Linked DNA regions of Homo sapiens: all the other regions are linked to region 7. The links are chromatin loops, found by intact Hi-C in ENCODE. Cell type or tissue: A673. All regions are shown on one strand. Links, peaks and the distances in the headings refer to the core of each region. The heading gives the core; the rest is flanking DNA. Region 1 has its middle 320 kb from the start of SYT4. Region 2 has its middle 120 kb from the start of SYT4. Region 3 holds the start of SYT4 (synaptotagmin 4). Region 4 has its middle 290 kb from the start of SYT4. Region 5 overlaps LINC00907 (long intergenic non-protein coding RNA 907). Region 6 overlaps LINC00907 (long intergenic non-protein coding RNA 907). Region 7 has its middle 72 kb from the start of LINC00907.

Region 1 (4,709 bases), core at 224-4,223, 1.5 Mb after region 7:
TCATGGGAGAGGGGTCATTTTTTATCTGCCTTCAATACAAATAATGCCATACCTTTGTCTAACAACTTTTAAGTAAGGAGATTAGACTCTTTGGCCTTATGGTCTCTTCTAACATTAAGAAAATGTAGAATATCTGTCTAACATTCTGTAATTTTTAAAGTACTTTCTCAATAGTTTCATATTTAACCAGCAAGCATCCTGTAGAAGGAGGATGACCACTATTAACATTTCTGTGCTACCAACAAAGAAACAGCAGCCCCCTAATGTCAAGGACCTTTTTAAAAGTCACTGAGGACCTGACCGGAGAGCTTACATAAGAACATGACCTCCTGGCTGCTGCTCTAGAAAGAACTATTCTACTGTGCTATGCCACTTTACTTCCATTTTCCTTCCTCTTTTTCTAAATGATTTTCAAAAAGTCTTTTCAACATTACTTGCTTTTTCCATCCTATCTTTACTCTCAAGACAGCAGCTGATGGTTGAGTTCTGGAAAGAGTGTCCATTTCCAGTGCTCATAACTTGTGATAGTTTCTTACTTAGTACCAGATCAAATATGTAATTTCTATCTCAGCTTTAAGGAGTTCTATAGAATAGTCCAGATTATCTTTCCAAGTATATTTTATAATATCTTCTATATTAGTTCACAGGGCTGCCACAACAAAATGCCACAGAATGGGTGGCTTAAGTAACATAAGTTGATTTTCTCACAGTTCTGGAGTTTGAGGGTTCAAGATGAAGGTGTCAGCAGGTTAGATTTGTCGTGAGGCCTTTTTTCTTGGCTTGCAGATAGGTGCCTCCTTACTCTGTCCTCACGGGGTCTCCTTTCTGTGCACATGCATAGCGGATGTCTCTTTGTGTGTTCAAATTTCGTCCTTATAAGGACATCAGTCAGATTGGATTAGAGCCCAACCTATGGACCTCATTTTAGCTTAATCACGGCTTTAAAGGCCCTGTCTTTAAATACAGTCACAAGCTGTGCTGAGGTACTGGAGATTAGGAATTCTACATGAATTTGCTAAGGTTGAGGGTGGCAAGAAACACAAAATTTAGCCCATAACTGCCTCTGATCATACCTTACATTTTAGCTAGAAATGCAGAATTCCCATTCTGTAAATAAAACCTACATTTTTCCACCACCTTATCGTTGAACTGAATATCTTTGAGATGAGAGATAGTGATTATGTATGTCTAGCCAGCTTATTAATAGAGGTCAAAACTGGCACCCAGGAAAATTAGCTGACATGCCCAAGGACACAGAGCTGGTCAGTTAGCAGCATGGTTAGAATCAGATAAAGCCTTAGGAATATGGTAGGGGCTTTGCACCGACGGTAATTTTCCTCTCATCTATTCCTTCTGGTTGAAGTGAGGTTCCTACTCATTTTTTTCTGATTGGTACTTTATCTATTAAAAGATTCTTTGTTTTGTTTTGTTTTGTTTTGAGACAGAGTCTCGCTTTGTTGCCCAGGCTGGAGTGCAGTGGCGTGATCTCGGCTCACTGCAAGCTCCGCCTCCCGGGCTCACGCCATTCTCCTGCCTCAGCCTCCCAACTAGCCGGGACTACAGGAGCCCACCTCCACGCCCAGCTAATTTTTTGTATCTTTAGTAGAGACGGGGTTTCACCGTGTTAGCCAGGATGGTCTCGATCTCCTGACCTCGTGATCCACCCGCCTCGGCCTCCCAAAGTGTTGGGATTACAGGCGTGAGCCACCGCGCCCGGCCAAAGATTCTTTACCTGGTACCTCTTAGATGAAGACCTCCGTGATTCCCCCAGCCAGCACATAGCCTTCTCTCCCCAGAAACTTTAAGGCTTCTTATTATAGTATTTCCCATGTTATAGTTATCTATGTACTTTTTTCAACATCTCCAACTGATGTAAGTTTCTTAAGCAGTGAATGAATGAAAGAATAAGTTATTGATTTTCTATGGTAGTGTCTAATATCTTGGTTTGCACATGTATATACCAGATGTTTAATAAATATACATTGCTTAGATTCCTTTTTAAACATCAACCCTCCTGTTATAAAATTGCCCCTCCTTTTGAAAAATGCAGTACTAGGGAAAGGCAAAGACACCTTAGAGATATTTCCTATGGTCCTCAAGTCAGAGGCTCTGAGAGCTTCTTTTTGTTACAATACTTATCATTTTGACTTTTAATTAATGGGTTACATATTTGTCTCTCCCCTCAGGAGTCTGTGAGAAACTTCAGGAGAGCAACTATGTCTTATTTATTCTTATCGTTAGTATTTATATTGGCACATAGTAGGTGCTCTGAAATTGCTGATTGAGTAAATGAGTGAATGAACAGGCCCTCCTAATAGGAGTCCAGGAATCAGGTGCACAGTTTTAAGTTGGAACTGCTTTGTATTTAAAGACATCAAATAGGTATAGATTGCCATCTAGTGGAAAATGTACACCAATGCTATCTGAATATGGAACTCCTTTCCTAGGACATGGCAGTGAATTTGTACTAGGCTGCATATACCCTTACAAATGTCTTACAACTAAATAGAGAATATAATAAAATTTTCATCGTCCAATGCTTACCTCAGCAATATACAAGTTATAAAGTTTTTATCACATAATATTTTAAAACCTATTTCTTTGATGAAAAACTATAGTGAAAAATTCTCTGGAGTTGATGAAATCAGGATGCACTCTCCAAGTTGCTCAAACATGCAACTGTATAGCCACCCTTTCAAATAGTGTTCTTTTGTTAATTTCATCTCCCTGCTCTTTCTTTCATGTCAGTTATTCTAGTTAATTTTCTACTAGTGGACACGGACAGCTCAGCTGTAGGCAGATTTTTCCTAGTCAAGCATAGTATCTCTCATTATTATTACATTTTATACATTTCAGAAATATTATAGACATCAATAACTTTTTAGTGAAATGAGTAGACACTAGATTCTGTATCTGTATAATCTTTGCACTGTGTGTGTCACTGAAATTGAAAATATTAAAAACTTAGAAGCTGTGGACCCAGAAAATCTGAGACAGATCTGAGTTAATTTAGAAAGTTTATTTTGCCAAGATTAAGGATGTGTGCCCATGACACAGCCTCAGCAAGTCCTGACAACATGTGCCCAGGGTGGTCAGGGAACAGCTTGGTTGTATACATTTTAGGGAGATATGGGACATCACTCAATACATGTAAGAAGTATATTGTTTCAATCTGGAAAGGCGGGACATCTTGAAGCAAGGGCAGGAAGACTCCAAGTGGGGAGGGAGCCTCCAGGTCACAGATAGGTAAGACACAAAGGGTTGCATTCTTTTGACTTTCTGATTAGCCTTTCCAAAAAAGGCAATCATATATTCACCTATCTCAGTGAGCAGAGGATAACCTTGAATAGAATAAGAGGCAGGTTTGCCTTAAGCAGTTTCCAGCTTGAGTTTTCCTTAGTGATCTTGGGGGCCCAATATATTTTTCTTTCACAAAGCCCAATTGCCAATAGCTTTATGTTTTAATGATCCTTTTTCTGGTCATTATTTCATTTTTTAAATAAAAAAATGGAAAATCATATTAAGAGATATTTATTTAATGCTATTCTATTGAAATAGTATACTTAATTTACATAGAAGTTTAACACATGGCTTCAGATTATAAGAAGCTTTAAATCTATTGACGATGCTCATGTTTTTATTCAAAAATCTATGATAGGAATATTTCCAGTTCTACTCATAATAGAGTTTTAGCTAATGAACTTACCCCAAAACCACTAAAAAAAAAATCAAACAGTACAAAATATATGAAGCAACTATTTCAGGCATTAGATAATAGGTATCACAACGTTGAGATCCTTGAGAGAAAAAAAAACACATGAGGTGAGTGTTAAATCCACACTGGCTTTCTGCCTGGGGGCACCTTCCATACTGCTGCAACAATAAAAACTTTAAAATAAAGCACAGGAAGTCAAAACACTGAAAAAATTGAGCAGAGCATTGGTGAGTTTTTGGAAACTTCAAGCTCATTAATATATAGGTAATTAGAGTTTTGCAAAGAAAAGCAAAAACACTTAAAAATAATGGTACAAATTATCAAATTTGATGAAAATTCAAAGTCCACATATCTAGAAAGCTCAATGAATTCCAAATACAGAAAACTTGAAGAAAACTACACAAAGTTACATTATAATGCAATTGTGCAAAGCCACTAATAAAGCAAAAAAAATATGAAATGCAGCATAAGAAAAAAATGTATTACATACAGAAGAACCAAGATATGGGTTGAGGCAGATTTTTTTTAATAGAAAACAATGCAAACAAGAAGACAGTGAAACAATATATATATAAAGTACTTTTAAAGCTTACTGAATATGGCCTGAGAAGGACTCCATGCTTCTATATTTGAGTCCTTGTGGATGAACTGTAACCTAGCTTAACAGGCAGAAAAAATTGAAAACCTATGTTAGTAGTGTGTACCTGTAAAAGGTCTTGGCCAATCCCAGCAGCCATACTTCAACACTGCTGAGTGTTCAAACTATGTTCAAATAATGCATATGCCGAGCTGTAACCAATCCAGCCATTCTGTACCTCGTTTCCAATTTCTGTATGTCGTTTCTCTCTCTCTCTCTTTTTTTTTTTTTTTTTTTTGCCTACAAATCTTCTTCCACCACGTGACTGTGCTGGAGTTTATTTATTTATTTTTTTTTGAGACGGAGTCTCACTCTGTCGCCCAGGCTGGAGTGCAGTGGCGCGATCTCGGCTCCGCC
Region 2 (4,709 bases), core at 411-4,410, 1.3 Mb after region 7:
GAACAAGAGATAGAATTGGTGGCTAGTTTGTCAGACTGATGAAAGCTTGAAGAGGGGGTATATAGGGAAAGTAGAATAAAAGTAAGGTGTTTGGGAGACATTTCCCAAAGCACTATGAAGATGATGCTCTTTTGTACAGCGGCCTTTTAGCTAAAGTTTGGTGATGAGGAAAGGGAAATACAGAACAGTGAAAAAAAAAAAAAGCAGGACTTCATACTAAATATTAGCTAACAGGCTGCCAAATAAAACAAATGCCAATAAATATATATATATATATATATATATATATATAACAAAAATACAGCTAAAAATTCCACAGCCGAGTCAACTTTAATTGTGCCAAGGGAGGAAATACACATCAACGATTAAATTCACTAAGTACTTCCATGAGGGGAAAGCTCAAACATCTTAAAGAACTGAAAAGGAGTTCACAGGCATTATGATAATTGGGAACTGAAACTAGTATAATGGAGAGGACAGAATGAGTTCATTGGTCTGTATACAGTTGGTTAAAAGAATTTCTTTGATCCTTGCTCAGGAAAATCTTGTTAGTTCCAGTAAGAGTCTGGTGTCTTAGGGTCAAAATTTATGACCCAATGTAAACTTCAGCAGATTATAATTGGTTGGGATGAAATCCATAAGAAACTTTTGATATCTCAGGTAAAAGCTTCTGTAAGAGAAACATTTTCCTTTTGAAGTGTTCATACTGTCTTGACACAGAGTTTGTGGTTTTTTAACTGACATTTTTTTCCTAAGTTTCTACTATCGCCATGTAATGAAAAACTAGAAATACCATTTGACCCAGCCGTCCCATTACTGGCTATATACCCAAAGGATTATAAATCATGCTGCTATAAAGACACATGCACATGTATGTTTACTGCAGTACTATTCACAATAGCAAAGACTTGGAACCAACCCAAATGTCCATCAGTGATAGACTGGATTAAGAAAAGGTGGCACATATGCACTATTGAATACTATGCAGCCATAAAAAAGGATGAGTTCATGTCCTTTGTAGGGACATGGATGAAGCTGGAAATCATCATTCTGAGCAAACTATCGCAAGGACAGAAAACCAAACACCGCATGTTCTCACTCATAGGTGGGAATTGAACAATGAGAACACTTGGACACAGGAAGGGGAACATCACACACTGGGGCCTGTTGTGGGGTGGGGGGAGGGGGGAAGGATAGCATTAGGAGATATACCTAATGTAAATGAGGAGTTAATGTGTGCAGCACACCAACATGGCACATGTATACATATGTAACAAACCTGTATGTTGTGCACATGTACCCTAGAACTTAAAGTATAACAAAAAATAAATTAATTAAATTAAATTAAAAAAAGAAAATAAAAACTAGTCCCCTTCTTTGCAAGAGGTTTCTCCCAACTTCCTTCTTATTTGAGGTCTGGGCTCCTGAAACTCTGTCTCCTAGATTGCCCATGGAAAACTAAAATTATATTAATTTATTATATATTTCTTGATCATTGTTTTTCCCCTGCCAAGAAAGTATAATTTATTATATATTTCTAATCTTTATATTTTCTTCCTGATAAACTAGTTCCAGACTTCACCTTTTATTAGCAAGAAAATTATTTTTCCTTAAGAAAAAGGTTTATAGGTTTGAAATAAATTTTATTTTTTCTCCCAACCCCTTTCTTTAGGAAAATTACCAGCAAAGAAATTTGTCTTATTAGCTTTTAAAACTACAAATATTTTCATCCTGCCTTATATATTCACAATTGTGGAAATTATTTTTGGTACAGAATACCAAACAAGAAAGGAAAGGAGGTGTTGAGAAAATGGTGGAAGAAGTGAGAAGTAAGGAGAAAAATTCAGCAGAGGGAAGAATAGAAGTAAGTAGAAGAGGGCAAGATAACAAATTTAATGCATCCTCCAGCTCTAAGCTTATAGATACGATACCTATCCTGTCCATTAAATATTAAATTACTAAAGAAAATGTTTATTCAACTACAATCAACTTCTTTAAAAAATACGAGTAGGATTTTTATGGTACAATTTCAGGTATACATGGTCCACAAGGAGAGAATATATTTGCATTCTCTAGTACCTTCCTTTTTTGCCTAAAATAAAATATTAGACGAGGAAGAAGACATAGACAGTTGAGTTGCTACAATTTTGTTGTGGCTATTAGCTCTCTATTACATTATCCAATTGGTTTAAAACAATCCAAAGATTGTTTGTGCAGTTAAGAAATTCTAATGTCTCTTAGACATGAAAAAGAGAAAGTTGTTTTTCAAAAATGATTTTGTCTTAGAATTTCCTTGGGCATTTGCAGACATTCTCTCCTAAACAAGTTTTCAGACTGCTGCTGCCACCTAGAGAACTAATTTGATATTTCTCTACAGCCAATAAAGAAAACAACAACCAGACATTGTTTTTGTTATTGCAATGTGCTGTGTGTTGGAGAGAAAAGTAATAATCTATTGTGTCACCCCTTGCAAGGTTCATGGTTGAGACCTCTATAACAAAAGACGGATTAATAATAAAAAATCATGTAAACTTATTTTACATAACACAGGAGGGTTTGGAAATGAAGACCTAAAGAAACAGGGGAATATGTGCATTTTTATGGAAAGTCTTGTAACAGAAGGATTGAAGGACAAAAGAGTGTAATCTAATGGTATTAAACTGATGGGAACTTATCAAAGCCTGTTTGTTCAGATACTTCTCTGTGTTTCTGTGTCTTCAGAGATAAAAATGTTCCCTTTTTCCTGGTATAGGGAGGGCACATGTGGCTTGAGAATCTTATGACATACTTCAAGGGAAGGTCAGCTAGGTTTTATCCCACCCTTTGGGAAAGAAGTGAGAGGAGGTCAGAGAGACCTTCCTGCTTTTGCTGTTTTCTCAAATGCCGAGGTGCCATATTTTGAGGCAGGTGTCCTAAACCTGGTCACATGCATTCTTATCATTTCACATTAAGTATTAACCTCCTCATATTTTTATTGTAACATTGTGTCCTAAAGTTAAATCATTTATATCTTAATGTGTCTTAGTGTTAAATCACTTATTTGTTACCTGGGTCCTTTATATGATGTAGAGAATTGAAACCTGGCTTTCTGGGTAAATTGCTGCATAGAATTTCTACAAATGAAAAGTAGTCTTACTCATTCCATCTAACAGTAAAAGTAGCCCATTCAAATAAATAATAAATATTAATAGTTATTTGCATGATAATATTTTCAGAATAATGTAATTCAAATGCGTTAGTATTTTCCAGTGTTTATATCTTCTTGGACTCACTTTACTGGTACTCATGTGTCTTGCAAAGGAGGTATTTAATAGACTTCATATGTAACCCAAAGCAAAATATTATTTGCATTAAAGATATTCAAAATCAAATCTTATAGGCAATGATATCTATCTAAATTTGTCAGTCACAGTAAATAATAGTGAATTTATTTTTGAATTGTTAGTGAAGTTAGCTACTAATATGGAATATCTTCTTGAGCTCCATTTCTGTAGTTTAAAAAAAGGTGATATCTTTTTGTTAATAAGCATCCTCTTATTGAGAGACTTCTGTTATTCACAGAATTCTATGCCAATCAACAGCTGGATTAGTCAGGGTTCTCTAGAGGGACAGAGCTAATAGGATATATATATATATATGTGTGTGTGTGTATATATGTGTGTGTGTGTGTGTGTGTGTGTGTGTATATAAAGTTAATAAGCTCCCATATATATATATATATATATCTCCATATCTCCTGAGATCATACACAATCTTCAAATAAAGACAATAATAAGTTCATTATATATATATACACATATATATATACATATATATATACACATATATATATACATATATATATACACATATATATATACATATATATATACACATATATATACATATATATATACATATATATGTATGTATATATATATATATATATATATATAGGAGTATATTAAGTATTAACTCATGCTATCACAATGTCCCACAATAGGCTATCTGCAAGCTGAGGAGCAAGGAGAGCCAGTCGGAGTCCCAAAACTGAAGAACTTGGAGTCCAGTGTTCAGTGGCGGGAAGCATCCAGCACAATGGAAAGGTGTAGGCTGGGAGGTTAGGCCAGTCTAGTCTTTTCACATTTTTCTGCCTGCTTTATTTTTAGCTGCACAGGCAGCTGATTAGATGGTGCCCACCCAGATTAACGGTGGGTTTGCCTTTCCCAGCCCACTGACTCAAATGTTAATCTCCTTTGGCAACACCCTCACAGACACACCCCAGGGTCAATACAGTGCATCCTTCAATCCAATCAAATTGACACTCAGTGTTAACCATCACAAGCCCACCCCTTGTCAACTTGAACCTATAGAACATCTCCTGAGATCATACATAATCTTCAAATAAAGACAATAATAAGTTCATAATTACACCTAACATAATACAACTATCCTTCATACAACCAGCAATGCACCAATACTGAACTGAAATATTATAACAAAATGTTAACAATACTTAAGTGTTATTACAAAGTCAATAAATTTTATGTCACATGATAAAAGAAAAAGGAAATGAGATGAAGATATGTTCTTAGTACAAGTGTATACATGCACAAACATGTTTTTAACAAAAGAAGGAGGAAATATGCATGACAATTATAGTCCTGGTTTCTGTAGCTGGTCACATGGTCATAGTTGGTATTGATGACTACCTTCTTCTACTACGCATT
Region 3 (4,709 bases), core at 331-4,330, 1.2 Mb after region 7:
CCACAGGAAAAACATAAAGTGTGCTAGAAATTCCTTCATTTCAGTGGTTTTTCATTAATGAAATAAAAAGATGAAAATGGTCCTGAATCAGATATGGGGGAATGCTTAATGACTCTGACCTATCTTTGTTTTCTCAGATAACATGAGACAGCTACAATATGATGGATCAGTACTAACTTCATTATTTTTTATTGTCATTTTGAGGCTTTCCAGAGCATCACTTTTTACTGGAATTCTAAGTAGTTCTTTACTCAGAATTCAAGCAGCAAACATTTAGGGACTCAGTGGTTCACTCAATTGTAGGAAATTGATTGTGAAATGATATTTGCCATTGCCACAAACTCATTAATAATTTTCATCCCAATTATGGAACAGTGGTAAAAGAAATATACATATATTAGAGAAAGTAAAACAAAAACAGAAGAGCAACAAGGTACCGATATTTTGTAACTTATAACACTATCATCCCTTTGTATGACAATCCCAAATTTCTCAGTCAAACACTGAATTATACAAAGTATAAATTAATTAAACTTAAATAAGATAAAAACAGAACAATGGTTATAAGTGAATCAGCATTCTTTAACATGTAATGAGAACAGTGAGATTTAGAGTTCAATTTTATCTATAACTGTCTCTTCCTCTAGCACATGGCATGGCAAATGATAATCAAACTGAAATTGTCATTATTTTCTTGAATGATGGCACATTAAATTACTGACATTAGGTAATATCAATTATGCATAAGGCTTATCCTATTTTATATGTAAGCATCTTTCTTGAACAAATGGTTAGTAACACTATGGAAGTAAAAGCAGTATTACTACATCTATACATAGTGAATCCATAGAGTCAATGCTTAATATCATCAAAGTGAAAATAACTAATGTAATATTATATACATTTAGTTCCATTGCAATATGCTTTTATCCTGAATAGTAAATAATAAAGTTATAAGTTCCAGCCCAGAAAGGGTTAAAACTTTTCTAAATAACCACAAGAAATCCAGTCTTTTGTTACTTCCCTTCCCCATCCCCCCAAATCTTCTGCCAATCTACTTCACAATTATAAAACTGAACTCAGAGAATGTAAGGTTAAGAAAAGACAAATGAAATAGAAGATAAAAAGGCCAATAAAATCGCAATAAAAATCCTGTATTTTAATGTACAGAAACTGAATCATGTAAAGATGAAATAAACCTTTGACTTCTCCAGGTGGAAAAAAGAAACAGTGACTACTACAGTATAAAGCAAGAGCTAAAGATAATCAGCTAAACTTGGTATCAGCTTTTCAGTTTTTCCTTCTATTCAAGTCTTTGTGAAAAAAAAATGCACCCACATTCCTGGACCATAATAACCCAAGGCCAGGGAGCAAAAGCAAAGTCATGAACTGAGAGAGTTCTTTAGCCAATGTAAAAACAATAAAAACAGTAGAAAATCATTTTTTAAAAGTAGACTGATAGTCCATGCTAGAACATATTTTCACTGGCACAGTCTCTAAAAATTCCTCCATATTAGAAAATCATTCAGGTTTCAAATGAAGAATTGGGAATAAATGTCATACCAAAATAAACCCAATAACCCAAATGGAAGGCTGGGAAAGAAATTCATTTATGAACATAATATCACAAATTGTCCCTATTGAATAGTTATGTCAAATGGCAAACATTTTCTATAACGTGGAAACACTTATCTACTCCCTATGTATTCTCTACTGATAAGGTCTTACAATCTTGAAAGTCAAGATCATAGTTATTTTACTCAGCTTAATAACAATTATCACACATCTGTAGATATCACTCCTCTTCACAACCTTCTATGAAATTTCATGATTTAAAAAATACGTGTAAGTAAAATTCTGACCTTTTTCCTTTGGAATATACTGAGATCTAAAAATAGTACTTTTTTACTCTATGAAGTACGTCTAATTTTATGTACTGAAACCAAAAACTTGGTGTGAGAAAAGGAAAACTGAACGGGAAAATTGGAGCCCTAATTCAAGTTTCCAGCAGCTTTTAGCTAATTGTGCAACCTATAATACTTCCCTCATCTCTCTGGGCTTTGGTTAGCTCAGCAGTGAAATGAAATGGGCTGAGCCAGTTCATTTTGAAACTCTCTTTAACCCTGCTACCATATGATTCTGTCTTTCACTAGCAACATATTTCAAGGATACAAGAAAAACATAGCAGAGAAAAACACCCATATGGTACGCCCTGTAATAAAATATACATTGCCAAACCCCAATAGACAAGTTGCTTTTTTTAACCAAGATCAAACCCCAATGTAACCAGAGATATATTTATCTTCTCCTAATAAAATATAGATTTACCTACAAATAAGAATCACCTACAAAATAGATGAAACCAACATGGGAAAAACAGACCCCTTTTTCTTTACTCAGTACATGCTGCAATTTACAGAAGTACCTGAAAATTTAAGAACTTCCTGAAGGTAAATTCTCCCTAACAGAAGACAGTTTCAGGGAGAGAGATACCAAGGAAGGGAGAGAAGCTGCAGAAATAAGCCACAATTGCCTGACTGCCATTCTCATTTTCCTTTTAAATTAACTACCTAGGAAATCTGTATTCAACAACCGGGCAAAAAATAAATGAATAAACAGTCCACCCCAGAGTATTCAAGGAATAACCGCAGTCATAAGTTCAGTAACTTGCTTACCAAATTCTTCCCGGCTGGTGGTGATCGGAGCCATTTTTTACTGCGTGTTCTGTCCGAGGTGCTGAAGGGAAAACTGCCTGGCTGGATTCACTTGCCTGGATCTCAAGCGCCGGCTTTCGGAGCGCTGAAAACAACAGCGCAGAGCCCAGGGCACCAGCTCCTGGAACAGGGAGGAGGCAAAGAGGGAGGTCCACTCGCCCTCGCACAGTGATTTGCCACCTCGGTTCCTGTTTTGGCTCTTCTGAGAAGCTCGTCTCCGAGACTCCAGACGTGGCTGGAACCCGAATTGACGCAATCCTGACGCTACAGGGCTGAAATCAGCACCTGCCCCCCTCCCCTCCTCCCTTCAAGCTTTCCTTCTTGCTTCCTCCCTCCTCTCTTGAGGATTCAACACATGCTCATCAATTATTTTAACTGTTGGACCACTAGAGATTAGCTTTGCTGTTTTGTGGGGGCTCAGAGGCTCACCGAGATAAGCCCCGAAACTGATCCCTGTCAGTTCCTAATATAAAATCTCCTGATCACCTAGATGAATAAAAATATGTTTCTGAGTTTTCAGAATAACGTAACTTACAGAGGAGAAGTTTCTGCTTCAAATTACTCTTTTTAACATGCAAAAACATGTTTTCTTGCTTTTTAATTTTTTTCTTTGACATGTTATACCTATGATACTTATTACATTTAGAAAAGATTCACTACAAATTGATGCATTTGATATAAGATAGTTTTCCCAGTATAATCCTTTATGTTCTAATAAATTATTAGTCTAAATATTTTGCTGGAACAGTTGATCTTTCCTGGTCTCTCAGCTCTCTTCCCTTTAATATCTGACATTTGACCAGTTAAAGCACTTAGGAACAGATGGGGATAATTCCTTGGATATTCAGAGTCACTCTCAGTTATGACTTTTGCAAATAATAAGGCGCTTCTGAAATGACATTTATGGTTAAAAGGCCTGACTTCTAGTACGTTTGTACAAAATAGTTTCCAAAATCAGGCCAACATCTAAAGTAACATTGGTAACATTGGTTATTTCAAAGGAAAGCATTCCTTTTTCTAAACTGATGATATTCTCGGAGGTGAAAAACTGTGAAAAATATGGTGTCGGATTCTGATTCATTGGAATCTGAAGAGTGTGCCTTTCTAAAACAAATGCTTAGCAATTTTTCAAAGGAAAGAAGTCAAGCTGTAACTCCAACTGTCAATTATTGCTCTGCAAAGAATTTCTTTGCTCTGGAGTTAATAAGGAAATGGCATTCAGTGTGTGCTGGGATGTGGGAGAAGGGATACAGGGTGAGTCTCAGAAAGCTACTGTGCAAGTGACAGGTCCCTGCACATTGGCTAGCAGCAGCCCAGAGCATCAGGGCTCTGTCTGGGGAGAAATTGGCTTCAGTTCTTTGCATCATGGAAAATTTTATAAACCAGTCTTTTTTCTTTGCTATTCTATTTGCTCCCACATACTTGGCATTGGAGTGTTCCTCTAACAGATTTTTTTAAACTTTATATCTTCATGCTTTGAAAACACACAAACTAATTTGCTGTATTTAATTTTTCTGCTGGCAGAGTCTGTGGTTGTGTCTTTATCATTTCACTTTATTCAGATTACCTATTTCCTTAATTATGCATGCATGCACCCTGTAGGGTTGTCCCTAGAAACAAATATCCATTAGGTTAAAGAATAAGTGGCATTTATTTGTGATGCATATCATAGGTGGACCAAATACATGGTGTGATGTTTACTAAAGTATATATTTTCTAGCTAAGTTATTGCTAACATATGTTTAAGCTCATTTGTTGTAAACATAAATACCTTATGTGTTTGTTCTATAAATTAGTATCTCATTAATTTTACCTTCAGATGGTATAATGTTGTTATCTGTAAACTGTACAGATTGTTTAAACTCTATTTCTACGGAACCCACCCCATCCTTTGCTGTCTGACATCTGAGGAAACATCGTGATAAGATTACCTCTTGCCCAGAGCTAATGCTATTGTGGACTAAGTAACTATTTCATTGCTTGCTTTATAAGCAA
Region 4 (4,709 bases), core at 367-4,366, 1.4 Mb after region 7:
AATGGCTTTAGAATACCTACATTCAGGAAACTTGGAAGTTGTAATGAAAAGTGTTTGAAAAACACTTTAAAACATAGCTCCTTGGCATTTATTTATATTTTGACGTGAATACTAAATCATGCTTCACAACTTATGGAAGAGATCTCTAGAAAACTCAGAGATCCCTTCACCTCTCTTCCCTTCACCTAAAATTATCTTCCAATTGGCTGACATGGAATATATTATGAATCTAGTCTATCGAATTGTATCCATAGTCTACCATTAGTGTCTTTTAAAGTTCTTGGACCAAATTAACTTGGACCATAAAAGTAAAGGAAAATTTTCCAAACCTAACATACTAGGGGAACAAATTGTCCTACTAAACAGGTATTTGGGATGCACCTAAATTATTTTAAATTTAAGTTTATATAAAATTAGATGCAACACATAATTATTTACCTTCTTGCATTGTAGGCAGTAGGCATAATGTAACATTATCCCTGAATCATTATTTATCTTCACTTGTAATATAGCAATGCTTTCAGAAGCTCCTGAAATATATAAGCTATACCTCCCTAAGGGAAAGAGCCATATACAAATTTTTTAAATTCTGTTTGACTGTGTATTTAACATTTTCTCTCTTCTTCCCTATTGGCAGGTATATTTTTGTAGTATCATTAGTAAATTTTGAACTATTCAATGAGGCATGCTTATTGATGCATGCTTTAGGATGTCTACTTTTTGTTCACTCATAAATGATTCAGACTTTTCTTCTTTCCCAGGCTTATTTGCATTCTGTGTGTTCAAAATTACTGGATAACTGAGCTCCAATTAGCTTAAAAAGTCTAGAAGTTAAATAATGGAAGGTTGGATCATGATTTCATGGCAGATCAGGTGAATTTTGTCATTATTACCAATAAGACAAACTTTCACTTCTTTGTCATTCTGTGCCTGACAAGTTGATCACTTCTTTTTTTGCTATATTCTTAATTATCCGTTGCCTTTCTCTTTCACAAAAATGTTAAATAGCTTTTTATGCCAGCCAACTCTTGATTAAAAGTCATTAAGATATGTTTAATGAATAACACAATGTCTGAGCTTAATTAAGTTTTAAAAAACACCTGTTTCCAAACTTACATAGGACAAAGTATTTTGTCAGTAGGAGAGAATGCCTCTGTGTACTTGGAAACAGATGGCTTGGTGGCATAACTTAATTCTGAATTTAATGTTAAGTTTTGATTAATTAAAGGCGTTTTGTTTGGATAATAAATTATTCCTCTCAAATTATAGGTTAAGGTTTGAAACAGCTTGCTGATCATTTGTCTTTTCAAAGTACAGAGTTGTTAAGATCCAAATTAACTGCCATATGCTGGATTTCTTTGTTTTGAAAGTGTTAAAAATGTATTTCAGTAGATAAATGGCCTGGTCAAGGACTCTGGGGGGAGTTAGTCAATGTTATTTGAGGATGTTCGTGCTCTGTCATCTATCTCAGAAGAAAGAATGATCCTGTTACAATAGGGTGACAACCAGGGACATACTAATAAAGCGGTGTAGGTTCTATAAGGAATCTTTTCTCTGGTTATCTGTAGGGTGAACAATAGTCACTAGAACAATGGTAAATCAAGCACCAAGTTCTTGAAAGGGTGGTAAATAATCAATTCCATCTGCTCCTTAGGATGAACTGGGTTACTACTGTCACAATTTAGCATCATTTTCTGCTCTGCATATTCACACCTGGATCAGATTGTTTCCCATTTCCACTGATAGCTTGACACCATTGAAGCAATAGTGTGGCACTTGCTACGAATAGCACCAGACTCAGAGAATGGCAGAAGGATTAGGAGTTAGTATATTCTCCTAAGTCAGTCTGTATATATAGGCTTCCCATTCATTTCTAGGAAATGGAGAGAGAAAAATTACAGCACGCCAAAGAGAACTTATTCAAGAAGACCTGTCCATGAAACACAATTCAAGATGGGTAACACAGAACAAAGAGCCTCAAATAGCATTAACGACATTTGTTGAGCTGCAAAAGGAAGTAAAAGGTCAAGAAAGGTGTGAGTTTAAAGTATTATGTTCCTTTTTTTCCAGTCATTTTAGCCCATGGAAACTTTTCACACTTTACTTTTGTGAAGAATAGCATTTGTGATTCACATGACCTCATGCGCTGATCTTGTTTGGTCACAATGAAAGTGTCCCTGACCTATAGCCGGTTTCTTTAGGAACAAAGTTTTCAGAAACACTAATCTTCTTCTCTGGTCAAATCTTCCACGAGCCAACAGACTGCCAGGAAATGTCTGCTGCCAGCCACCAAATACTGAAAACAGGGCTTCTAGTGCCATCACATGGCCCAAATAGGAATTAAACAATTGTTAGTGTCTATTCAGCACTCACTCTTTGTCATTATTTTAAGCACATATAACCCCCACAACAACCATATGAACTCTGCATCATTATTATGCCATAATACAGATTTGGAAGCAAATGCACAGACAGGTTAAGTATCTTTATTATACTGATTTGATGGAAATATCAGATGTGTGGAAGTTGGGGGATGATACGGTAGAGATAGGCATATTGACAACAGGAAAAGTCACAGCTGACAGTCTGATATAATGGAAGGGCATGTAAAAACCAAGAATAATCCTCTATTTCCATTGTCCCTGTTCTTCCCAGGTTCCTTTTCCTTTCTTCACACTGAAGAGTGTTTGAGAGGTGCCTGAGGGCTTGGAGATCAGTAATAAGAGGTGAACAGAGGAGATATTCCAAGACACAGTGACAATGTGCTTACCAGTGGCCAAGGATGTGGGTAGGTTAGGAGATGCCACATGGAAGCATTCTGGCTGTGTGCTCACTAGCACCCAAGGATACAGCATTTGAGGGTAGAGGAAGCTACACAAAGCACTTTGGCAGTTTAGGTTACAAGATGCTAAAGGGGATGGGTGCAGAGGTAGCAGATGAAAAGGGAGCACAGTTGTAAGACTGATAATATTGAACAAATAAGTGTATAAAAAATACACTATGGATAGTGAAAGCCAAGTTTCTAACTGGAGAAAGTAATTCAAAATACTGAAAGGGTAGAAAGAAATATGTCCATTGATTTGTCAGAATATAATTAGAGTTATGGTTATTAACCTATATGAGACATATACATATATATGCATGTATATATGTGTGTGTGTGTATATATATATACACACACTTATGTACGTGAAAATTTCTGAATATACATACTTATATGTATGCATACATATATGTTCATATATTACATTCCTTGATCTTCCAGAAAACCTAGAAATAATGAAAGTGAAGGCATCTCACTAGAAATGAACATACCCAGCACCCAGATGTTGATATCTAAATATCACCAGGGGTCTTTAAATAAATATTTTTGAAATGCTACATTCAAGGGCTCTAAGAAAAAAATAAGATGGGCCTACAACATATTGTGGTAAATCCTAAAAGAACATTGGCAACATGTCAAGAGGCCACAAGAGCCAGCTTGAAGGGACTCCTTCTGGACAAACATGGTACAATTAGAACATCAAAGTAAATAATGATAGTGATGGATTGCACCACACTGAGTAAAATAGAAATCCATGAGTTCACACTGATATAAATGAATGTATGAATAAATGTATAGTTGATGGTGAGAGTGGAAAGCTCTTCCTTGTGGTAGAATGCCCATAATAAATGTAGGGGGAAAAAGAAATTGAACATCAGAGTTTAGCACTCATCATGTTGCTAGTTGTTTCATGTAATAGTCAATAATTGAGGCTAAAGCTAATAAGCAAAGGTTTAATGAAGAACAGGGCATTGGCATACTCTGGAAAAATATTTATTGATTACCAAAAATATTGTGAATTTACAGTGAGGCAGACATTATGGGACCAGGCATTTATGGTTAACATCATTAGTGGTGGGATGGACAGATATTGTCTGTCCCTGATATGATGCTATAAAGAAGACCTCAAAATTATTTTTTAAAATCATTTAAAGTGTTATGCGTCTGATTATGAGGTGACACTGGACAGATGCAATTAGGGATCATCCTACAAAATATAAGATGTATAGATTTTAAATCTATCCAGGATATTAAATACAGAGAAAGACTAATAAACATGTAGTTTGGAGAAGACTGAATTGACACAGCAATTAAGTTAATGGGTATTCCTAGATGACATTCTGGACCAGAAAGAAAGTGTCATATCAGCATTGATTTTCTGATTTGGAAGTGTTTATAGTAGTTAGATAGGAGACATTATTTGGTTGAAATAAGCACTGAAGCATTTAGGGGTGTTGGAGATATCCTATCTGCAGCTTGCTTTTAAACAGTTGAAAACAAAAGATTGATGATGACATACATATGTGTTTGTGTGTGGAGAGAGATATAAGGAGGCTATAGAGCAAATGAAGTAGAAAAGAATTTTAACAGTGGGGTTATCTGAGTGGATAGAAAAGGTGTCCTTGCACTGCCCAATGCTCCCCTCTTATCTGCAGCTTTCCCTTCATGGTTTCAGTTACCTGAGGTCAACCATGGTTTGAAAATATTAAATGGAAAATCCCAGAAATAAACAACTTGTAAGTTTTAAATTGTATGCCATTCTGAGTATCCTGATGAAATCTCAACCATCCCACTGTGTCCATTTATTATCCCTTTGTCCGGCATGTTTATGCATCTGCATCACCCACCTGTTAGTCACTTAATAGCTATCTGGGTTATCAGATTA
Region 5 (4,709 bases), core at 234-4,233, 160 kb after region 7:
GTTCCACAAAGTGGTGGTGGAGAAACAATGTAATTCAAAGATTTAAACTGGGGTCTTTTGTTTGTTTGTTTTTTGTAAGCCTTCTGTAGCTCATTGTAGAATATTTTTCTATCAGGAATAATTTGAAACTTTGCAAGTGTGATGGATATTGTGGTGGACCTCCCAGAGTTCCCTTCAGGACCAAGACACTCATTTCTATAAAGAGCTAGTGGGAATGATAACTCTTGCTAGCTCACAGATAGGTCTCTTTCTCGAAATTGCCCTCTGCTGAAGGGAACTGACTTGCCAAATATTACATCCCCCTCTACGTCAGTTTGCATTCAATGACGGGTCGAGACTAGGTTGAAAGGCTCCTTTTCTCACTTCAGGATTTTTCTGTTGGGTCATTCCAACACCAAGCTCCCTATAGGGTGAGCTGGAGCCTCTGTTGCAAGTGTATCATGGTGCAACTGCTTTCTCTCCCCAGCTTTTTTTTCTCTCACTCCTTCATGGATGTTGTTTTTAAGAGCACTTGTCAATCAACTTCCATAATGCAAATCTCAAAGTAGAATCTGTTTCCCAGGAACCCAGCCTGCAACCAGGAGGTAAGGTTGAGAGAGGTGGCCATGATTGAAGAAAAGTGAGCAGGGGTTGACCACAAATAGGATTTCAGGGATGAGAAAGGAGAATATTGAGGATGTAGCAGAGCTTCCAAAGCTGGAGACCTTGGGGGATGAGAGGAACCCTACTTTTGTTTGCCTTTTGAGGCTTATAGCTCAAGCAGGTTGCAGGGAAAAAACAGCCCCATATCACCTTTCCCAGGGGAGAAATATCAGGGAACACCTGACATTTAAGAGGTAGACTGTGCCTATAATATAAAATAGGGAAGAGAATGAGGTCACGGTTGATAATAAGGGAAGAAGCAGAATACACATAACGAATCTTATATATCAAATCTTTTGATAATATTTCTGAACAGTGGAGAAATTTGGAAAGATAGAATGTATGATTAGGGTGGGATCACTTAAAAATATATACAGCATCTACCAGGACATATACATGACAAGAAAAGATATGACATGCTCCGAAGTCACCAGAACCAGCTCTGATGGTTAATACTGAGTGTCCACTTGATTGGAATGAAGGATACAAAGTATTGATCCTGGGTGTGTCTGTGAGGGTGTTGCTCATGGGGATTAACATTTAAGTCAGTGGGATGGGAAAGGCAGACCCACACTTAACCTGGGTGGACACCATCGAATCAGCTGCCAGCACAGCAAGAATATAAGCAGACAGAAAAATGTGAAAGGAGAAACTGGTCTAGCCTCCCAGTCTAGATCTTTCTGCCATGCTGGATGCTTCCTGCCCCCGAACATTGGACTCCAAGTTCTTCAGTTTTGGAGCTCGGACTGGCTGTCCTTGCTCCTAAGCTTGCAGATGGCCTATTGTGGAACCTTATGATTATGTGAATTAGTACTTAATAAACTCCCCCTTGTATACATATATATATATATATATTCCGTTAGTTCTGTCCCTCTAGAGGACCCTGACTAATACACCAGCAATAAAACTAACAGGTTGACTGCATGCATTTTTGTATGTATTCTGGCAGTGATCACCAGCTAGTGCAGGCAATGGCAGCTCTCATGAACCAGGAGCCAGCCTTCTTTAAGACCAAAGGGACATTTTTCATGTCTTTTGTATACATTAAAGAAGTGGCAATTTGTATTAGGACCCTTCTCCCCAAGGAATTCCTGGAAATTCCACATTTGTTACTTTTTCCCTCTAAATATGATAGGTCTTGATTTTATTTCTTCTATCTGCCTGAGCTCAGCATAATGTAGCTATTTTATTTTCATTTCTCTTTCTCCCTGTAATATTAAAAAGATCATAATTACAAGATGTCAACAAAAAACTCAGCAGCAGGAAAAATCTCAGGAGTATAGAACAACAATCTATTGAAATGCCTTCTCCCAAAACAAGTAGCCAACAAAAATAGTGGCTATCATTTATTTAATAGTTGGAAAGTAATTTTCTTTATAACAAAGTGTTGGACTTTCATTTGTAAAGGGATAGGGAGTACATATGTTTATCCAGGCTAGGTCTCACAGATGAACCAACTAGGGTGACCCCTGGTGGGTAAGTTGAAGACCTCTGAAGAGGTTGCTTGTCTGCCAAGTCAGAAATCAAGCAACCTCCATAAGTTAGAATAATAAGACCCAGACTTCTCTCCTTCTGATGTGTCTGATGGGGGCCCACAGTAGGATGAACTTGCTTTTGTCACTAAGTGGCTCCCTGGAATACTCTGGTAAGTAACTTTTTCACTGAGGCAGTCAGGAACAGCAAGATTTTAATGAGCAACTTGGCCAAGGCTTCTCAAACTGTAATGTACATATGAATCACCTGAGGGGCTTGTTAAAATGTAGGCTCTGATGAGGTCAGCCTAAGCCTGAGAGTCTGTAGTTCTAACAAGTTCCCGGGTAATACCAATGCTACTGGTCCACAAGAGATACTTTGCTAGGCCACAAGCAAAATAAGTGAGTAAGCAATAAAGGGCTGCTTGTTCTGTGACAGACATCTTAGAAATAATTGGCTCACTTTATCACATTTCAGTAGATTGGTTTATTAGATTACTCAGCTGTAATCTAAGGGCGATATGTAATTATAATCTAAGTATGTAACGTGTAATCTCAGGAAAATGTGTAATGTAAGGACAATGGTGGAGAGTGGGTAATTTGAAATTCCTTTCTGTGTCTTCCTGATTCACAGGAGATTTTCTGTAAGATGGGCACCCTGTGCAGGCCAGGCTGGGCACAGCAGGAGGCATGATCAATGAATGCATTCAGGTTTCTACACCCCTCTTTAGGGAAGAGGCAGAAAGACAAATGCAGCTTATTTTCTCCAGCTCAGTATCTCTTTGTGTAACATGCAGGAGGGAGAATGTGAAGGATAGAAAATATTAAGTGGGGCAGAATATGCTAAAGTAGGTCAAGGGAGAAAATGAAATAGAGTATTTTTTCTATTCTCAGAAAATGCTGTTAAAATTAGAACTGCCACAGATCACAAGATCAGTGTTGTAAACATTTTTTTTCCAGGCAAAAAAACTCTCAGCTACCAAAACTTCGATTATTAGGTAAGGATTTGAACAAAGATGTGTGTCATGTACTGTGCAAGATGTGTGTGGTGTTGGTTTGGGAGCAGAGGGTGCCTATGTCTTTGGCCAGGCCATGTCCTTGGTAAAATGTACATGTAGTCAAACTGTGTCCAGCAGCTGCACTTTCTCTAACTCCTCTCTTTCTTCACACTCTTTCACACATGTCTGTTTCTCTTTGTTTAAATTAATTCACACTAAGATGTTAATGACATTACATATTACCTTTCATAAGAGTGTTTATATTTATCTTACTTTCTAAAATTAGAAAGCAATTTACGTTTGCTGTGGTATTGTTAGTATTCTGAGGTAATACTTATTCCAAAGTACTAGATTAGATTAGATTTTATGGCATGTTGATTCTGCTGGTCTGAAAATCCTTTCTTCCTAGCACTATAAAATCATTACTTGTGCCCTTCCACATGAAGGGCTTTCTTGCCTACACACACACACACACACGTGCGCGCACACACACACACACACAAAGCCCCACCTTGTTTCTTAATGGATCATAAAAAAAGATTCTATAAAATTCTGGGCTGGCCCTTCCTTCCTTCCTTCCTTCCTTCCTTCCTTCCTTCCTTCCGTCCTTCCTTCCTCTCTCTCTTTCTCTCTTTTCCTTCCTTCCTCTCTCTCTCTTTCTCTCTCTCTCTCTCCTTTTCTTTCTCTGACAGCATCTTGCTCTGTCATCCAGAATGAAGTGCAGTGGCATCGTGATCATAGCTTACTGCAGCCTCCAACTTCTGGCCTCATATGATCTTCCCACCTCAGCCTCCCAACGTGCTAGGATTATAAGCATCAGCCACCACACCCAGCTCTGGAATCCATATTTTAAAAGGCAGTTTTATTATATCAGGTCTGACTCTGCCCATTTGCTTTCCTCTTATTGTCCTGTGGGTTCCTCCCACGCCTTTCAGGAAGCCTGACAGCCGGACAGGTGGGACATGTCTCATTAGACTCAGAGTTTGCATTTCAATGAGGAGAGGATATAGTAAAGTTCAGTATACAATACACCAACAACAATAATTCCTGCAAATGAGATGGTCAGGGAGCAGTATATCCACCATCAGGTTCTCTGTCTAATCTGTTTTTATGTTTAGTCTTTGTCTCATTTCCTTATAAATGAATACAGGTGATATCACCATGATTTTTTCATACTGAATCTGGAGACTGAAATCTCGAGTGGGTCTGACTGAACTTTAAATCTTCCTGATGAAGCTTGGGGAGGGATAGCAGGACTGGAAGATCAACTGGGGCTGAGGAACCCTGTTAGGCTTAGAAATTGAGAATATGTTGTTTGTGGGACCAGGTTCCAGGTTCCTAGATGAGTAAGCAAAAATTAAATCATCAGCAGTAACAACACAAGAGATTTACTGTGGAATCAGGTACGTTCTGATGGGCCCTCTATTGCTCAGAAGATAGATACACCCCAGTAATTGGATAGCTCAGCTGGAAACATCTTAAGAGAAAAGTGCTCCTTGTCTCATGCAGTTCTGAGTAGCAGAAGGATGGTCCCAGTAGGAAAATGCATCTCTTGACTACACTTTGCACAGGTGTGAACATTACCCACTGGTGAGTA
Region 6 (4,709 bases), core at 190-4,189, 480 kb after region 7:
TCTGCTAGCTTTGGGCTTAGTTTGTTCTTGTTTTTCTAGTTTCTCTAGGTGTGATGTTAGATCATTAATTAGAGATCTTTCTAACTTTTGTGGTAGGTGTTGAATGCTATGAGCCTTCCTCTTAACACTGCTTTTGCTGCATCCCAGAGATTTTGGTATGTTCTGTCTCTGTCTTCATTCATTTCAGTTTTTTTTTCCTTTTGCCTTAATTTCACTGTTTACCTAAAAGTCCTTCAGGAGCAAGTCATTTAATTTCCATGTAATTGTGTGGTTTTGAGGGATCTTCTTGGTATTTATTTCTGTTTTTATTCCACTGTGGTCTGAAAGTGTGATTGCTATGGTTCTGATATTTTGGAATTTATTGAGGCTTGCCCTATGACCAAGCATGTGGTCAATCTTGGAGTATGTTCTGTGTGCAGATGAGAAAAATGTATATTCTGTGGTTGATGGATGGAGAATTCTGTAGATGTCCATTAAGTCCTATTGGTCAAGTGTCAAATTTAAGTTTAAAATATTTTTATTAGTTTTCTGCCGTGATGATCTGTCTAATGCTGACAGTGGAATGAAGCCCTCCACTATTATTGTGTGGCTAAGTATTTTCATAACTCTGGAAGGTCCAGTTTTGTGAATCTGGGTACTCTTATTTTGGGTGCATATATCTTTATGGTATTTAAGTCTTACTGTTGAATTGATTCCTTTATCAGCATGTAATGCCCTTCTTTGTCTCTTTTTACTGTTGTTGGTTTAAAGTCTATTTAATCTGAAATAAAAATAGTGATGCCTTCTTTTTTTGTTTGTTTGTTTTGTTTTCTGTTTATGTTGTAAATCCTTCTCCATCCCTTTATCTTGAACCTATAGGTGTCATGTGTGAGATGGGTCTCTTGAAGACTATAGACAGATGGGTCTTGTTTTTTTCATTCAACTTGCCACTCTGTACCTTTTAAGGGGGGCACTTAGACTATTTACATTCAAAGTTGATATATGAGGCTTTGATTCAATTGTGAAGTTGTTGGCTGGTTGCTTTGTAGTTTCTGTTATATGGTTCCCTTATAGGGTCTTTGGGCCATGCACTTAAGTGTGCTTTTGTGGTAACAGGTATTGTTCTTTAGTTTATATATTTAAAACTCTCTTAAGGATCTCTTTAATGCTAGTCTAGTGGTAATGAATTTTCCCTTAGTGCTTGATTGTCTGGAAAATATTTTATTTCTCATTCACTTATGAAGCTTAGTTTGGCAGGATATGAAATTATTGATTAGAATTCCTTTTCTTTAAGAATGTTGAAAATAATCCCTCAATTTCTCCTGGCTATTAAGATTTCTGCTGTGAAGTCCACTGTCAACCTAATGAGGCTTTGTACATGATCTGACCTTTTTCTCTAGCTGCCTTTAAGATTTTCTCTTTAGTGTTGACCTTGAAGAGTCTGGTGACAATATGCCTTGGTTCTCTTTGTTTTGAGTAGTATCTCACAGGTGTTCTCTGAATTTCTTGTATCTATACGTCCACCTCTCTAGCATGTTCAGGGAAATTTTCTTGAATTATTCTCTCAAATATGTTTTCCAGGTTGTTTACTTTTTCTCCCTCTTTCTCAGGAATGCCAATAATTGATAGGTTTGGTTACTTTACATAATCCCATATTTCTTGACTTATAAACAAAGTATTTCAATTGTATTTTGAAATTCCTTAAGTGAGTTTTTCAACTCTGGAAGCTCTGATTGATTTCTTTATAAGATTTTATCTCTTCCTGCATTTTCTGCGTTGCTTTAGCATTTTCCTTGTGTTGATTTTCAACCTTGTTTTTGAGCTTGTTGAGCTTCCTTGAAATCCGTGCTTTGAATTCTTTATCTGTCATTCCTGAGTTTCCATTTTGGTTAGGAACTGTTGCTGGAGAGCTAGTGCAATCCTTTGGTGATGGTATCTCATTCATATTTTTCATGGTGCCGGAATTCTCGTGCCGAATCTTTGTCATCTGGATACACTTGCACTTTTAATTTTTGTAATCATTTTTCTCCAGGTAGAATTTTTTTCTTTCTTTCCCATTATTTTCTTTTCCCTTTGCCCCCCTTTTTAGGGGGTGTAATTGTAGAGCATACTGGGTAGGATCTTTTGGGTTAGCTTCCATAAACCCATGCATTTCTTTTGGCAGGTTTTATATAGGGTTATGCAGTTCAACCTACAAGCCAGTAGATGGCACTTATGGGTAAGAGCCGGCTGGCTGCGCCAAAGTGGCTGGGTACATATTTGATCCATGTTTATTGGGAGAAGCTCTTTGTTGCCTGAGGCAATGAGCTGTGTGTCCCCCCTGCCCCCCCGGAGTCTCGCTCTGTCGCGCAAGCTGGAGTGCAGCAGCACCATCTCTCGGCTCCCTGCAACCTCCGCCTCCCTGGTTCAAGCGATTCTCCTGCCTCAGCCTCCCGAGTAGCTGGGATTAGAGGCATGCGCCACCACGCCTAGCTAATTTTTGTATTTTCAGTAGAGACGGGGTTTCACCATATTGGGCAGGCTGGTCTCAAACTCCTGACCTCGTGATCTGCCCGCCTCGGCCTCCCAAAGTGCTGGGATTACAGGCGTGAGCCATCGCGCCCGGCCAATGAGCTGATCTTAGAGTGCACGGTGATTTGAGCTCCCTGCTCAGCCCCGGGAGGAGATGGAGACCAAGATGGATGGAGCCAGACCTGGCAGTTCTGCCTACAGGTCCACCAATGGCAGGAAAAAGCACCAGCGCCAAGAGAAAATCCAGTGGGTAGGCACCAAGCACCCTGAGTGTGCCTAGGTGTGGAGCCAGGAAACCCTCTCAACCACAAGTTTTCTGCACAGGGATGGGAGATGGCCTAAACTCCTAATCCAGGTGAGAAGGTGCTCCAGATGCCTGGAGATCTGCCTGCGCATGCAGAAGAGAGGCCCCCACTGCACTGTGATCTACGTCCATGAAGGGTGGGGCAGCTCAGGCTGTTGGTCCAGGCAAGCAGGTGCTCTAAACACCTGCACTTCCACCCGGAGGTGGAGCAGAGAGGGTCCTGCTGCACTACAACCTCAGGGGAGCAGGCTGGGGCAAACAGCAATGGCACACTCAGATGGATTATAGGTTGCCAAGGTGGCCCTGGTTGCAAGTCTCACTGTCCAAGAGAAACTGTAGCTGCAGCAGATCTCCTCCTGGGTAGCGCGCAATTACAGCAACTACTGTTGAAGTGCTTTCCACAGTTCTGGCTGTGGAGGCCCTTATCTTCGCTCCAGAGCAGGTGTTCCAATCTTTTGCATGATACTAAAATGCCTGAATGGCCCTGCTGAAAGGTTGCCAAAGGATGGCTGACTTTGTATATGCCCAGATTAAAAATGATGTCCTGCTTTTGGTACTGGGTCTGCAAAAATGTCAGCAGCTTTTCCAGTGTCTTTCCATCAGAGCATTTCTAAGCCTCTCCTCAAGTTAGTTCCAGAGCTTGGGAGAAACAAAGTTCTCTCCCTTGGCCTGGGTTGCTCAGGTTCCCAGTGGAAAGGCGAATCACAGAGGGAGGCTCTCTGCTTCTCTCACGTACAGGAGCTTCACTGTTTTATCAGCAAGACGGCATCACAGGGGCTGTTTGCCAGCATTCTCCTCCCTGGGATCATGAGGTGTCCTTCTTGATTGCAGTACATTCCCATTTTCCTTCTTGAAGTAAAGCTCACAGAGTATAGCCACTTGTTATTTCCAAATGGCTGAGGCATGCTAAAAGTCTCTAATCTGCCAATTTGGAAAAAAAAGAAAAAGAAAAAGAAAAACCTAATTGCTTTTCTTTATCTATTAGCATTATTATGAATTTTTTTTATTTAGCCTGTTGTGATGGATTTATCTGGGATAAATGCCACTTGTTTTGGTTTCATTCTATACATTGTTGAATTTTATTTGCTAATATTTTGTTGAGCATTTTCTGTATCTATTGTTTATTAGAGATGCTGGTCTATAGTTCTCTGTTATTGTAATGTCTTTGTCTGGTTTTGATATTTGGGTGATACTGGCCTCATGGAATGAGTTAAAAAAGTATTTTGTCTCCTTCTATCTTCTGAAAGAGATGGCAGAGAATTAGTATAATTTCTTCCTTAAGTGTTTGGTAGAATTTACAAGGGAACCCATCTGGGCCTCGTGTTTTCTTTAGTAGATATAGACATATTCAGATAGTTTTTGACTCCTGTGTAAGTTTTAGCAGATTGTGACTTTTAAGGAATTGATCCATTTCATCTAGATTTTTAAATTTGTGAACATAGATTTGCTCACAGTGTTTCTCAATACTACGGTCTGAATATTTGTGTCTCCTCCAAATTCATATGTTAAGATCAAAATGTGCTAGGCAGTGGTATTAGGAGGTGAAGGCTTTGTGAAGTGATTAGGTTATGATGAGAGAACTCCCATTAATGGGATTATTGCTATCATAAAAAAAGATCTAAGGGAGCTCATTCACCCATTCCAGTATATCAGGAAGTTGGGCCACCCTTACTAGACATCAAATCTCCTGATGCCTCCATCTTGTACTTCCCAGCCTCCAAAACTTTGAGAAATAAATTTCTATTGTTTATAAGCCACCCAGTTTACGGTATTTTGTTACCGCAATCTGAATGAACTAAGACCCTTGATTATCCTTTTAATGTGCATGGGTTCTGTAGTGATTTCACTCTTTTATTTCTGCTATTAACAATTTGTGCCCTCTCCCTTTTTTTTTCTTAATTAGCCCAATTAGATG
Region 7 (4,709 bases), core at 479-4,478:
TAGGAAATTCCAGCCTGGTGAATTCTAGTCATACCGGTTCTCTGCTCTTGAACCCTGTTAAGATGTTTATCAAGGGCAATGCGTGCACAGCAGGACATGGAAGTTCATGGGTGATTCTAGTTTTGCCCTGACCTTGTAATCTCGCCCTGACCTTCTGTCTGTGATCTTTTGTCGCCCTTGAAGCATGTGATCTCTGTGACCCACACCCTATTCGTACACTCCCTCCCCTTTGAAAATTGCTAATAAAAACTTGCTGATTTTACAGCTCAGGGGGCATTATGGAACCTGCCAACATGTGATGTCTCCCCAGGACACCCAGCTTTAAAATTTCTCTCTTTTGTACTCTTTCCCTTTATTTCTCAAACCGGCTGACACTTAGGGAAAGAGAAAAGAACCTACATTGAAATATTGGGGGCTGAATTTTCCCCGATAACAAATAAACCTGCCTTTGGCTCTGGAGGGAGTGATCTTCTAAGGCTGTTAGCTATACAAACATATTTAGGAAGACAGTCAAGAACAAAGGGAGTTGGGCCTCTGTTTCTAAGATATGCAGAAACAAGAAAGAGCCATAGAGAATTGTCTCACTGCAAATGACATACACATTCTTTGTTGATGAAATAATATCCGCTAAAAGCCTACTGTATATTAAGTGCTGTTTGTTTTACAACGGCTCAGTGACAAAAGTCAATACATTGCTGTATTAGTCCATTGTCATACTGCTATGAAGAAATACCCAAGACTGGGCAATTTATAAAGAAAAAGATATTTAATGGGCTCACAGTTCCACGTGGCTGGGGAGGCCTCACAATCATGGCAGAAGGCGAAGGAGAAGCAAAGGCATGCCTTATATGGTGGCAGGCAAGAGCACGTGTGCAGGGGAGCTGCCCTTTATAAAACCATTGGATTTCATAAGACTTATTCACTATCACGAGAACAGCATGGGAGAAACCCGCTGCCATTATTCAGTTACCTCCCACCGGGTTCCTCTGACGACATGTGGGGTTATGGGAGCTACAGTTCAAGATGAGATTTAGGTGGGGACACAGCCAAACCACATAGAATCAAGAGTTCTTTGGTAACATCCTCCAGAATTTCTCTCCTTTGAGAATACAGATGAACGTTTCTAGATTGAGCTCACTTTCTTTTACTGGTAAACTTGCCAGACTTAATGTTTTTAAGGTTTCTCCCTCCCCAACTTTTAAAAATATTTGCCATTGAGCACTTACTATGTGCTAGGCACACTGAAGCTTTTCATGACTTAGTGCCTGCCTATCTCTGTTTTACAGATAAAGAAACTTCTGCCCAAGTGTTAAGGCAGCTTAACCAGGGTTACATGGGTGTAGACTGTTGCCAATCTCAACTACGAAAAAAAGCAAAGTGTGTCTTTGATGCAATTTTGCCTTCTTGAAATATATTTACCTTCTTCAAATACTTGGAGGGGGAGGAATGAGTACAAATGGAATGGGGAAGTGAGAAGCAGAAACAGAAAAACTGAGAAAAAAAATTCTCTTCACATTTTTTAGTCACCATTTAAGCTGCTATATATACACAGTGTGCTTGGGGAAAGCTGTAAAATAATTAATAGTGCATGGGAGGAACATTTGTATTTCAATTGTCTACATTTAAGGAACGCTTTGCATATCTGTTCAAGGCTTCCAATCATGGCCTTTAACATGAATGAGGGAGGAGGAGACAAAGGAGGCCCAGAGGCTAGAGAAAGCCTCAGACAGGGCACATCAATCGCCATAGAATCCCAGACCTGACCTTGTTGCCAAGCCTCGAAGTCCAAGTCTGGTTATCTGTGTTTTTTCACTGAGAATGAAGTTCTGTTTGTGGCCTCTTCTGTGGTTTACCCATGATTGCATCAGAACGGTGCCCATAATTTTCCTTTATAATTGGCTTATGTGGGCCACATGCAATAAAGGTTATTGGACTCTAACCAGTCACTTCATAAACTTTCAGATGCACTAATTAGGTTTATATGTGCCACAATCCTAGAAGGAGAGAAAACCAATAACTTTCAGCCAAAACTTATCTGAATTCTCAGGGCCTAGAGAATTCTGCTTTGTTAGAGTAAAAATTAGCTTTCATCTTTCAAGTGCAGCTATGAACTAATAATAAAGACCCTGAGGGTTTTCAGTACTTCATATTTTTCACCCCTGTAGCTAAGAAAGTAGACAGAATAGGCACTATTATCTCCAATTTCATGCACGAGGCCGCTGATGGCAGTTTAAATGTCTTCCCAGAAGCCATTCAGCTAATTGTTGGTAAAACTGAAACCAGAAACAAAATCCTTCCACTAGATGGCGGTGCTCACTAAGCTAGAGGCTTGGGTGGTCCGGCCAACTGTCTAGGGCTTGTTTCTCAGCACAGAAGCCTGAAACGTTTTTTGTTTTTTTGTTTTTCCCCTGAAATAACTAAAAGAAGAAAGCTACATTATATGTTCTAAGATTTTCCATAACTTCTCTCCATTCCACTATAATTTAATGTGGTTAGTATCATAATGCGTATCTGAACAGGGTGTTTCTGGAATAAGCTGCTCTTTTTATAGAGGATGGTGTTTTGGAGGCAGTATTTATAAAGTAAATTTCTGAAGATTGGGTTGTATTTTATACTTTAATTTACATGATTAAAATGGATATGGGCATCAAGAAAAGAAATCCTACGTCTCATACAAAATATGGACTTACAGAAACAAAGATAAGGACTTAAAATAATACTGTTGAAAGAAAATCATACCATTTGGATACGGTCTAGATAACAAGAATCACTCAGAATAAATCCCAAGGAAAAATACTGTCTTGAAACTTCATTCCCCCTGATTTGCAGTTGTACGAGGAACAATGTAATAATATGTAAAATTCTAGTTTCTCTGTGTTCAGTTAATATGCTCATTCTATTCTAAATATTCTTTAAAAGCAACCCTGTTAAGTTTATAATATAAAAAATATCAGCCATGTGTTGGGTTTAATATATGTTACTGTGCTGCTACCTGTTTGTTGACAGTTTGCATATTAAGTATTTCTGTCCTGGTACTGTTGAGACTTGCTTTTCAAAATAACCTTGTGTTTTCTATTTAATAGACTTATTTTTTAGAGTAGTTTTAGGTTTACAAAAAAATTACACAGAAAGAGAGCTTTTTATCCTTCTCCCCCAAGTTTCCTCATTGTTAACATCTTACATTTGTGTTGTACATTTGTATTACTCAGTTCTCATGTTGCTAATAAAGACATACCCTAGACTGGGTAATTTATAAAGAAAAAGAGGTTTAATGGACTCACAGTTCCACATGGCTGCGGAGACCTCCTAATCATGGCAGAAGGCAAAAGAGAAGCAAAGACACATCTTACATGGTGGCGGCAAGAGAATGCATGCAGGGGAACTGACCTTTATAAAACCATCAGGTCTTGTGAGACTTATTCACTATCACAAGAACAGCACAGGAAAACCTGCCCCCAGGATTCAGTGACGTCCTGCTGGGTCTCCCCCACAACATGTGGGGATTATGGGAGCTGCAATTTGAGATGAGATTCAGTTGGGGCACAACCAAACTATATCAATATTTGTTAAAATTGATGAAGCAATATTGATGCACATTATTGTTAACTAAAGTTGATAGTTTAAGGTTTACTCTTTGTGTTATACAGTTCTATATTTTTGAAAATGTATAGTGTCATATATTCACCATTATAGCATCATACAGAATAGTTTCACTGTCCTAAATGTTCCCTGTGCTCCATCAATAGAACGCATTCCACCTTCTTGCAGCCCCCAGACCTTGGGAATCACTGGCCTTTTTACTGGCTCTATAGTTTTGCCTTTTCCTGAATGTTGTATTATTGGGATCACAGAGTAGTTATCCTCTTCAGACCGGCTTCTTTCACTCAGCAATATGTGTAAGATTCCTCCATGCCTTTCATGTCTGCTGGCTCTTATTTAAAAATTGCTGAATAATACTCCATTGCATGAATGTACCATAGTTTATCAATTCATTTGGTGAATTGCTATGAAGTTTGCTTCTAATTTTTCGCACCTATGAAGAAAGCTACTATAACTATTATATGGACACAAGTTTTCAACTCACTTTGATAAATATTTAGGAGCATGATTGCTGGATAGTGTAAGTAATAGGAAAGAGATATGCTGGGTAGGTAAGAGAATGTTTAGTTTTATAAGAAACTGCCAAACTGTCAAAGTGACTATGATTTTGCATTCCTAACAGCAATGAATGAGAGTTCCTGTTGTTCCATATCCTCACTAGCATTTGGTATTGACAGTGTTCTGGATTTTAGCCATTCTAATAGGTATGCAGAGGTATCTCGTTGTTGTTTTAATTTGTAATTCCCTAATGACATAAGATGTTGAATATGTTTGCAAATGCTCATTTGCCATCTGTATGTCTTCTTTGGTGAGGCGTCTGTACACATCTTCTGCCCATTTTTAAATTGGGTTATTTGTTTTCTTATTGTTGAGTTTTAAGAGTTCTTCGTATATTTGGAGTACATGTCCTTTAATAGATATATCTTTACAAATATTTTCTCCCAGTCTATGGCTTGTCTTTTAATTCTCTTTAAAGGACTTGTTTCTTAAGACCTATTTTAAAGCTAATGGGAACATTTGACTCATTTGACATAGAAAAAGATCTTTTCCTGTAACCTCTTCATTTGTAAGAAACCTCTGGATTTCAAGTCAGGCTCTGCTTCAAGATA

The links. Hi-C counts contacts between places; a loop is a spot of excess contacts. Peaks named below come from ENCODE experiments on the same cell type or tissue, not always from the same donor. Only the 100,000 strongest peaks of a DNase experiment are listed, where the experiment ranks them.
Region 1: a loop joins it to region 7, with 4 times the contacts of the local background. A loop is called at or near these places in 22 of 110 quality-filtered maps.
Region 2: it touches region 7 in a loop (8-fold over the local background); 16 of 110 quality-filtered maps call a loop at or near these places.
Region 3: it touches region 7 in a loop (5-fold over the local background); 62 of 110 quality-filtered maps call a loop at or near these places.
Region 4: a loop joins it to region 7, with 4 times the contacts of the local background. A loop is called at or near these places in 22 of 110 quality-filtered maps.
Region 5: a loop joins it to region 7, with 9 times the contacts of the local background. A loop is called at or near these places in 30 of 110 quality-filtered maps.
Region 6: a loop joins it to region 7, with 4 times the contacts of the local background. A loop is called at or near these places in 7 of 110 quality-filtered maps.

Annotation. Positions count from the first base shown.
Region 1 is chr18:43,593,909-43,598,617 of GRCh38, forward strand. No RefSeq gene overlaps it. Among named protein-coding and RNA genes, the nearest start is that of SYT4, 320 kb to the left of the region's middle. In A673, for the core only: a CTCF peak has its summit at 2,393 (motif pointing left); DNase peaks (open chromatin) are centred at 863 and 2,393; H3K27ac peaks cover 4,000 bases.
Region 2 is chr18:43,394,125-43,398,833 of GRCh38, forward strand. No RefSeq gene overlaps it. Among named protein-coding and RNA genes, the nearest start is that of SYT4, 120 kb to the left of the region's middle. In A673, for the core only: a CTCF peak has its summit at 2,357 (motif pointing left); no DNase peak of the experiment used is centred there.
Region 3 is chr18:43,274,573-43,279,281 of GRCh38, forward strand. SYT4 (synaptotagmin 4) reads right to left here and starts at 2,918. Exons shown (of 4, transcript NM_020783.4): 1 at 2,676-2,918. The coding sequence starts at 2,709. In A673, for the core only: no CTCF peak of the experiment used is centred there; a DNase peak (open chromatin) is centred at 2,749; H3K27me3 peaks cover 553 bases.
Region 4 is chr18:43,561,693-43,566,401 of GRCh38, forward strand. No RefSeq gene overlaps it. Among named protein-coding and RNA genes, the nearest start is that of SYT4, 290 kb to the left of the region's middle. In A673, for the core only: a CTCF peak has its summit at 2,324; a DNase peak (open chromatin) is centred at 2,289.
Region 5 is chr18:42,272,535-42,277,243 of GRCh38, forward strand. The region is part of intron 3 of LINC00907 (long intergenic non-protein coding RNA 907); the gene reads left to right. Among named protein-coding and RNA genes, the nearest start is that of LINC00907, 88 kb to the left of the region's middle. In A673, for the core only: a CTCF peak has its summit at 2,110 (motif pointing left); DNase peaks (open chromatin) are centred at 2,127, 2,797, 3,607, 3,747 and 1 weaker place; H3K27ac peaks cover 3,037 bases.
Region 6 is chr18:42,594,206-42,598,914 of GRCh38, forward strand. The region is part of intron 7 of LINC00907 (long intergenic non-protein coding RNA 907); the gene reads left to right. Among named protein-coding and RNA genes, the nearest start is that of LINC00907, 410 kb to the left of the region's middle. In A673, for the core only: a CTCF peak has its summit at 2,174 (motif pointing right); a DNase peak (open chromatin) is centred at 2,236.
Region 7 is chr18:42,112,222-42,116,930 of GRCh38, forward strand. No RefSeq gene overlaps it. Among named protein-coding and RNA genes, the nearest start is that of LINC00907, 72 kb to the right of the region's middle. RefSeq lists an enhancer at 1,604-1,743. In A673, for the core only: a CTCF peak has its summit at 2,290 (motif pointing right); DNase peaks (open chromatin) are centred at 1,910 and 2,300; H3K27ac peaks cover 2,380 bases.